Linked DNA regions of Homo sapiens: all the other regions are linked to region 2. Evidence: chromatin loops called from intact Hi-C (ENCODE). Cell type or tissue: dorsolateral prefrontal cortex. All regions are shown on one strand. Region 1 has its middle 84 kb from the start of ANLN. Region 2 has its middle 15 kb from the start of NME8. Region 3 overlaps ELMO1 (engulfment and cell motility 1).

Region 1 (2,500 bases), 1.4 Mb after region 2:
ACAAAGGGGTGGGGAGATGGATGTTGGAAGGCTCTAACAGTATATATCACTGTGGGTTTAGCTGTCCAGGAGATAAGCCAATGGTCTTTTAAACAGATTCTTAATGCATTACCCTAGCATGGGCTCTCTATGCATATCCTGGCTTGGCTTCACATACTGCCCAGACCCCACTCCCAGGCCTGAAAAAGCCAAACTAGGAGGTCAAGTGAAAGCAGGAAGGGTCCTCACCTGAGGGAGCTTGGCCAGAGAGAAGAGTCAGAATTACTGCCGACAGAAGCCAAATAGAGTCAAGCACTCAACCCAGAGGGGCCAAGATGAAAACGGAAGAAAAGGCATCAAAAACAGGATTTTGGAAGGTTAGCAGCAAGGCAGATTAAGGAGTCAGGAAGTGGTCAAAGAAGGTGATTCATAATGTTATCTGGCACATGCACGCTAGAGCTTTCCTTTGTGTGGTCTAAGATGTTTCCCGAGAAACCAGCCAGGGAAGGGACCCTTCTCTGGGGGACATATGTACTGTCTGTGTGGCCTATTATGAGCTCCCCTTTGATTTTGGCACGGGTACAGGACCCAAAAGAACCATGGGGAGCTGAGAAGGTGTGGTATCATAGCCCAGGGCAGAAGCCCTTGACGGCTACATTGTTATCCAGAGATGAAAAGTTGGCCTGTATTTTGCCTGAGGGACGTGATTTGTCCCTGTTAGTACCTGTGCCTGCTTTGTTGTTCCAGCTGTAGTTTGGCATGCTCCAACAGCATTGTGGATTGGGCCCACGCCTACACTGAGGTGACCAATGTCTCCAACTGTTGCATCTGCACTGCCCTCCCAGCAGCAGCTGCGGACAGCTTGCCTTGTCACGTGCATCCAGCTTCTGTGCAGAACTGAACATCACTAGAGACTTGGGATCCCATGGACAATGGGTGGGATGCAACACAGCGGGCTTTGGACAGGGGTGTTGCAAAACCATGGCAAGCCTGCCCCCTGGCTGACTCATAGTGTCCATGATGGATGGGGCTGGCTAATAGGAGATCACGTGGTGCCCCCATCGCAGGTGCCACAATGCATAGAGCAGCACCGGGGAAAAGTCACTGTGGGATGGCTGCCTACTGAGGTTTGTGCAAACACAACACATGTCACCACACCAAGGGTGTGGTGGAACAAGCAGCCTTACCAAGGCTGGGCCCCCCCCATGGACTTCGTGCCCCCTGGGAGTTTATGGGTCTGTGGGGACACAGGATGGCCATGTCTGCCATCCAGTTGGACCAGATGTTGTACCTGGGGTGGCCCAATGTGCCTGCCACTGTGTTTCCCCCATTGCCTAGTTGCTGGCATTATTAGGAGGCACTGCATTCCCGCTTTTTGCGAGGGCAGGGGGCCCCCTGGTGGTTCTATCCCTTAGCAATAACTATCCCTGGAGTAAAAGTCATTACTGTAGAAAAGCAGGTTACAGCCTTTGCAGAGCACACAGCTCGTGCTCTGAATGACACCTGAGTTGCTCTCCTTTTGTTAACTGATGAAGTTGATCAGATCAGGAAGGTGGTGCTACAAAACCAGATGGCTTTAGACACAGTCACAGCTACCCAAGGTGGCACCTGTGCCCTTGTAGGGACACAACGTTGTACATTTATACCTGACAACCACCGGAACATAACAGCAGCTTTACAAAGGGTGTCACAGGAGATTAAGGTGATTGAGCACCTTACTGACGACCCCCTTCAGAGATGGTGGGCATCTCTGGGCTCTGGCCTATGTTGGGCTCTCATAATCATAGGTAGCATAGCAGGAATATTAGTGGTAGGTTTTTGCTCTCTGTATTGTTGCTGTGGCCTGTGGGTCCAGGGTGCTGCTGTATATGCAGGGGTCCCCACCAAGAGGATCCCCTCGGCCTAGGGGGTGTAGTGTAAGGAACATGGCTGTGCTGCAGCCAAGCAGGCACAGGGCAGCAGGCATAGGCCCAGGTAAACAGCTTGGATGATCCAGCAGGTTTGTGGTGCAGGCACACAGTCCCATGTTTATATAATCATAAGCATGTAGACATAACATAGAGAAGCTCATCACCTGGCTCTCAGGCACTATTGTTTGTGTGGTGCATAAATGTAACACTGACTCTGTGAAGGAGCTGCTGAATAAAGCCATCTCCCATCTACCTGCTGTCTCTCAAGTGTTCTTCCAGCTCCCTGCCCTACATCCACCCACTCCCCTCAGCCCTCAGCTGGGGCTGGAACCTGACCCTGAGCATGATAGAATTCTTTATGCTATTATCAGACACTTGTACCTGAGTGTGAATGAAGACACTGAGAGCTGTGTCATGGGGTGCAGGAGACAGACTATCAGGATACTGGGTACCAGGAAGGAAAGGTGGCCAGTGCAGAGGCTGAGGGCATAACTAGATCAAGGGACAAGCCTGTCTGGTGGCCAACCCATAATAAGCACCAAGATATCACTGAAATAGGAGGAAATATTGTGCCAGTTGGCTCGGATTTCTACATTTATTTTCTTACCTTA
Region 2 (2,500 bases):
TGATTTCAAAATATATTACAAAGCTACTGCAATTAAAACTGTATTGTATTGGCTTAAAGATAAACACATAAATCAATGGAATAGAATGGAGAGTGCAGAAATAAACACACACACATATGATTAATTGATCTTTGACAAAGATGCTAAGAATACACAGTAGTTTCTTCAACAAATGTTAGGAAAACTGGATATTCACATGTGTATATTACACCACACACAACATTCAACTCAAAATAGATTAATGACTTACATGTAAGACCTGGCCAGGGTTGGAGGCTCACACCTGTAATCCCAGCACTTTAGGAGGGCAAGGTGGAAGGATCACTTGAGTTCAAGAGTTCGAAATCAGCCCAGGAAACACAGAGAAACCCTGTCTCCACAAAAAATAGCCTGGTGTGGTAGTGCACACTTGTAGTTACCTGCAGTTACTTGGGAGGCTGAGATGGGAGGATCACTTGAGCCCAGGAGGTTGGGGCTGCAGTGAGCTTTGATTGTGCCACTGCACTGCAGCTGAGTGACAGAACAATATCTTGTCTTTAAATAAATAAATAAATGTAATACCCCAACTATAAAACTTCTAGAAGAAATCATAGGGAGAAAGCTTCATGATAATGATCTTGGCAGTGATTTCTTGAATACAACACCAAAAGCACAGTCAACAAAAGTAAAAAATAGACAAGTGGGACTACATAAAATTAAAAAGTTTCTGTACAACCAAGGAAATAATCAATAGAGTGAAAAAACGTATAAAATCAGATAAAATATTTGTCAACCATATTTATGACAAGCCGAAACATATAAGGAATTCCCACAACTCAGTAGCAGAAAAACACTAAAATGCTAAAATAGCTGAGAATTTCATCTTAATCCTGTTATTTAATTTCATCAGTGAAATCGAAATCAACTCTTCATTTGAATATATTCTGTCTGAAGTCCTCATATGAATTTTCATTGCAAATGTTTATAAAAACTACCCCTGACATTATTTATTACATTTGAATTTTATTTAATATAATTAATAACGTGTAAGTGTAACTTCTCAAGACGTCCATAAGGTGGCAGTGTGCACTTCCGTAGTGGCGGTTGAGCAGCAGCGCAACAGAAAATCAGATAAACATCTACGCGACCACGTTCTGCTGCCAAGGCTCTGAAGCCCCCCTGCCCTAGACCATTTGGAGCATCAAACATGTAAAGAGTTCTGAGCTCATACCCGGGGGCTCGGCGTTGTCTTTTCTGTTGCTCATCATCTTACGCCCCAGTTCTAAAATGACACCCCCATTTGGAAATGCATGAACCTCTGTAATTCACACGTACCCAGGTGGTCCTGCAGCCTAGTTTCCAGTTTTAGGTCTCAGTTCCGAGTGGAAAGCATTTCCTAGCAGCCTGACAATACAGCCAGAAAGCATGTTATGGGGTAAGGTGATAAATATTTGCCATATGAGCCGTCCCCCACCCTCCCACTTTTGTAGCAGACGTTACTAATCAATCATGATAGTTCGTGCTACTCAGCCTCCCCCTTTCTCAGCAGAACCCCAAAAGCTCCGACACAGGAGAGTCCCTGTCTTTAGAAGTGGGAGCCGATGCCCAGAAATCCCTAGGATTCCAACACAAGTATGGAGGTGTCGTCACACATCAACCATGAACAGCAAGAATAACCCCTCAAGACTAGACCCCGCACAAAGCAGGGACTACCCCACTCCTTCTCTCATTAATCCTACCACACTCTCTACCATGGCCCCTGAGGACCTAAACTGTATTTTGCATTTTCAACCAAATTGATATTATTTTTATTAGCATAATCAATTTTTCTTCTCTCCTGAATTACTTTCCATTAGCATTTTAATCTCTGATGGCACAGTATTTTTTTAATTCTCTTGTATATCAAAATTTTAACTTTCCCCAGAAGCAAATGTAGGATTTGATATAAGTCTGGATCCCAAAACGGAACTCCCAGAAGACCTCGATTACAACCAAAGACCTGGATTATAGTTCCATCTTGAAAGTTATTTCTAGAAGATGGATCTGCCATCCAGAACGGGGAAATGAGGCTGGGCAGAATAGCCCTAAAAAGGAGTAGGGAGATGAGAGAAAGGAAGAAAAATTGCTGGTTCATGGCCATCGACATTATGCTTTCTTCAAGTGAAGATCTATGATTTGATTAAGTTCCTGATTCTAGAATGGCATCTAGGCCTAGGACAAACATCCCCAACTGGGGAAACTGGTCTGGGAAAAATATCCTCAACCTTGTCTTGGGGCAGAGGTGCAGGTGATGATGATGGCAGTGTCAGCAAGTACATCCAGGGACCAGATGGTGCCAGGGTCACTGCAGTGGCAGCATCAGAGCTACCAGGAGAAGCCGTGGGGTGGCACCCCACGCCCACAGTGGGTGGAAGAGGAGAAGCGTGACTCCCCAGGAAGCCTCAGCTGTGATAAGGGCTGAGAAGGCAGCTGCCAAGTCCACCAGGCATTCTGCCAAGGAAGGGAGGCACCCGCATCTGGG
Region 3 (2,500 bases), 600 kb after region 2:
CTGGTTTCCTGATCTTATCTGAGTGCTGTCTAGCTAATGGGAATGCAGAGAAGAGTATTTTTTGTTGTTTATTGGTTTATTTGTTTTATCTTTCTTCGAGACAGAGTCACTCTGTCGCCCAGGCTGGAGTGCAATGGCACGATCTTGGCTCACTGCAGCCTCCACCTCCTGGGTTCAGCCTTCTGAGTAGAGTAGCTGGAACTACAGGCGCCCGCCACCATGACTGGCTAATTTTTGTATTTTTAGGAGAGACGGGGTTTCACCACGTTGGCCAGGCTGCTCTCGAACTCCTGACCTCAGGTGATGCGCCTGCCTCAGCCTCCCAGAGTGCTGGGATTGCAGGCATGAACCACGGCACTAGGCTAATAGTTTGATTCAGTAGTGTGTGTGTTTCTCTGCCACTGCCTGTTCCATTGCCTGTGCTGCTGTTGATGTTACTGAGGCAGGTTTTTTGCCTTGTACAGATGCTGTGAATGCTGTCCTCCCATGGCGTGTATATGGGAATTTTTTTGACATTTGAGGTCTTTTAATATGCTGGGTATGACCAAATATCCACTATTAGTTATCATTTGGTTCTTGTTTTTCCTCTTTTTAAGTAAATAAAATAAATGAGCTAATTTTGCTTACTGCTCATGCTGTATGTTATTATGTAATGATGTTTTCACAGTAATACTAATGCCTACCCAGTCTATTAATAAATCTTACTAATTGCTTTTATTTCCTGGCTCTTATTTTCCTGAGGCAGTCTTTTTACTTTCTTTTCTTCTTCTTTTTTTTATTTTGCAATCTGATATTTGGATTTTCTTGTGATCCATTGTCTGTAGAAAGAGTCATTCTGGAATTTTTCTTTAACCTTACTCAATACTCTCTTCAACCCATTATTCCACCTGTCTTTCTAATGTTCTGTTCTTTTCTTCAAATAAGTTTGTGTTGTCTGGTTTGGAATTTCTTTTTGAGGCATGATCCTTTGATGCCACCTAGGGGGCACCTGTAAGATCGAGGTTGCCCTTTGCAGCTCTGAAAAGCCAGAGATATTAGCTGCTTTTCTATCTGGTCTGAATGGTTTGGCTTTCCTTGCATTGCTGTTTTTGTTTTCATTTTCTAGTTCTAAGAACAGAGAATCCTTAACACAAGGTGAAACATTTGAAAATCTTGTCCTTCATTCACGTTTTAAAAATCTCACTTTTGCATAGTGAGAATGTAGTAACACTCACACGCTACTTACAATTCACTGCACAGCATTTGGAGGGCTTTAAGCATGTTTGCTTGTTTTCATTTCTCCAAAAATCTCTGAGCTAGTTGTGACTACCACTACCATCATCATCATCATCATCATCCCCATTTTTAATAAATGAGGAAAGAGAAGCATAGGATGGTGCATAACTTGCCCACTTAGGGCTGAAGGGAGAACCCCTGCTGTCTGACTCCACAAACTACCTACTTAGCCGTTTTCGTTTAGCTGGTTGCATCCCCTCTGTTGCCCCTGGTCTCCGGCAGCTTTGGATCATTGTCTTTCCCTGAGAACCACTTCCCCTTCTATAGGTTCCATTTAGCATTACATCTTCTGTGGTGATGCAGAATTTCAAAGGTCATTTTTGAGGCTGGGCTGAGTAGAACAGTAGGAAGAAGGGAAATTGAGAAGCTGTTTTAAAAGAAATGTTACCTGTTTTCTATTCTACTAGTTGGAAATAAAACTAGTTGGAAGGTTCAATCTAAATATGTTAGGAGACTTTGTAGGATATCAATAATGGTATGCATGAGCCTACAAATGAAAAATCTATATAACCAACTTTATTTTTTTAAAAATTGAACCTAGGAATCAGTGCTGTTACATAATACAGTGTACAGATCCTGACTGGCATAATTCAATGTACTCAAAGAAAGAGTATTTATCATAAAGGTGTTAATACTTATAATGATGATAATTTACAATAAAGGTGAATATCTATGAAAGATTCTGTGTATCTAAGTCTCTGCTAAAGTGTTGTTTTGAAAGCTGTAGACACCAGGATATTGTCTAATAAGGGTCCTAGGTGGAACTGCATTTGCCCAAGCCTAATCTCTGTTTGGATTTTCAAACCACATATTAGACCCACCTTATAGCCTACTGAATCTCAGCAAGTCTTTTGGTCAGCAAACCCATTATGTGGAGTGATTATCTCCATCGATATGCCAGAAAAGTTACTAACTAAAGACGAAATGCTGGCCAAAATCAAAATGAGTATGTTTACTTGCATACATGTTTGTATCTGTGTGTCCACACAGAGGGATGTATAGACCACTTAAAAAAAGTACTAATTCTCTTAATAGAAGTATTTTTAATTTTCTCTTTGGATGTGTATGGGTAATAAAGGAAGCACATTGCCCTGCCTAAGCAGCTCCAAATTTCATTAGCCAAGAAGCTTTTCTTTAAGCCACCATTTACTGAGTGTCTATATGCTACATACTTTATTAAGTAAGTAGCTCTGTGGCTAGATAGATATCACCATCTAGTTTTTCA

What was found. Peaks named below come from ENCODE experiments on the same cell type or tissue, not always from the same donor. Only the 100,000 strongest peaks of a DNase experiment are listed, where the experiment ranks them.
Region 1: it touches region 2 in a loop (5-fold over the local background); 4 of 110 quality-filtered maps call a loop at or near these places.
Region 3: a loop joins it to region 2, with 5 times the contacts of the local background. A loop is called at or near these places in 55 of 110 quality-filtered maps.

Annotation. Positions count from the first base shown.
Region 1 is chr7:36,472,428-36,474,927 of GRCh38, reverse strand. No RefSeq gene overlaps it. Among named protein-coding and RNA genes, the nearest start is that of ANLN, 84 kb to the right of the region's middle. In dorsolateral prefrontal cortex, a CTCF peak has its summit at 1,371 (motif pointing left); DNase peaks (open chromatin) are centred at 981 and 1,357.
Region 2 is chr7:37,832,299-37,834,798 of GRCh38, reverse strand. No RefSeq gene overlaps it. Among named protein-coding and RNA genes, the nearest start is that of NME8, 15 kb to the left of the region's middle. RefSeq lists an enhancer at 2,211-2,310. In dorsolateral prefrontal cortex, CTCF peaks have their summits at 844, 1,053 (motif pointing right), 2,186 and 2,385; DNase peaks (open chromatin) are centred at 1,138 and 2,438; H3K4me3 peaks cover 649 bases; H3K27ac peaks cover 1,448 bases.
Region 3 is chr7:37,233,515-37,236,014 of GRCh38, reverse strand. All of the region lies in intron 7 of ELMO1 (engulfment and cell motility 1), which reads left to right. Among named protein-coding and RNA genes, the nearest start is that of ELMO1, 210 kb to the left of the region's middle. In dorsolateral prefrontal cortex, CTCF peaks have their summits at 765 and 972 (motif pointing left); no DNase peak of the experiment used is centred here; H3K27ac peaks cover 2,500 bases.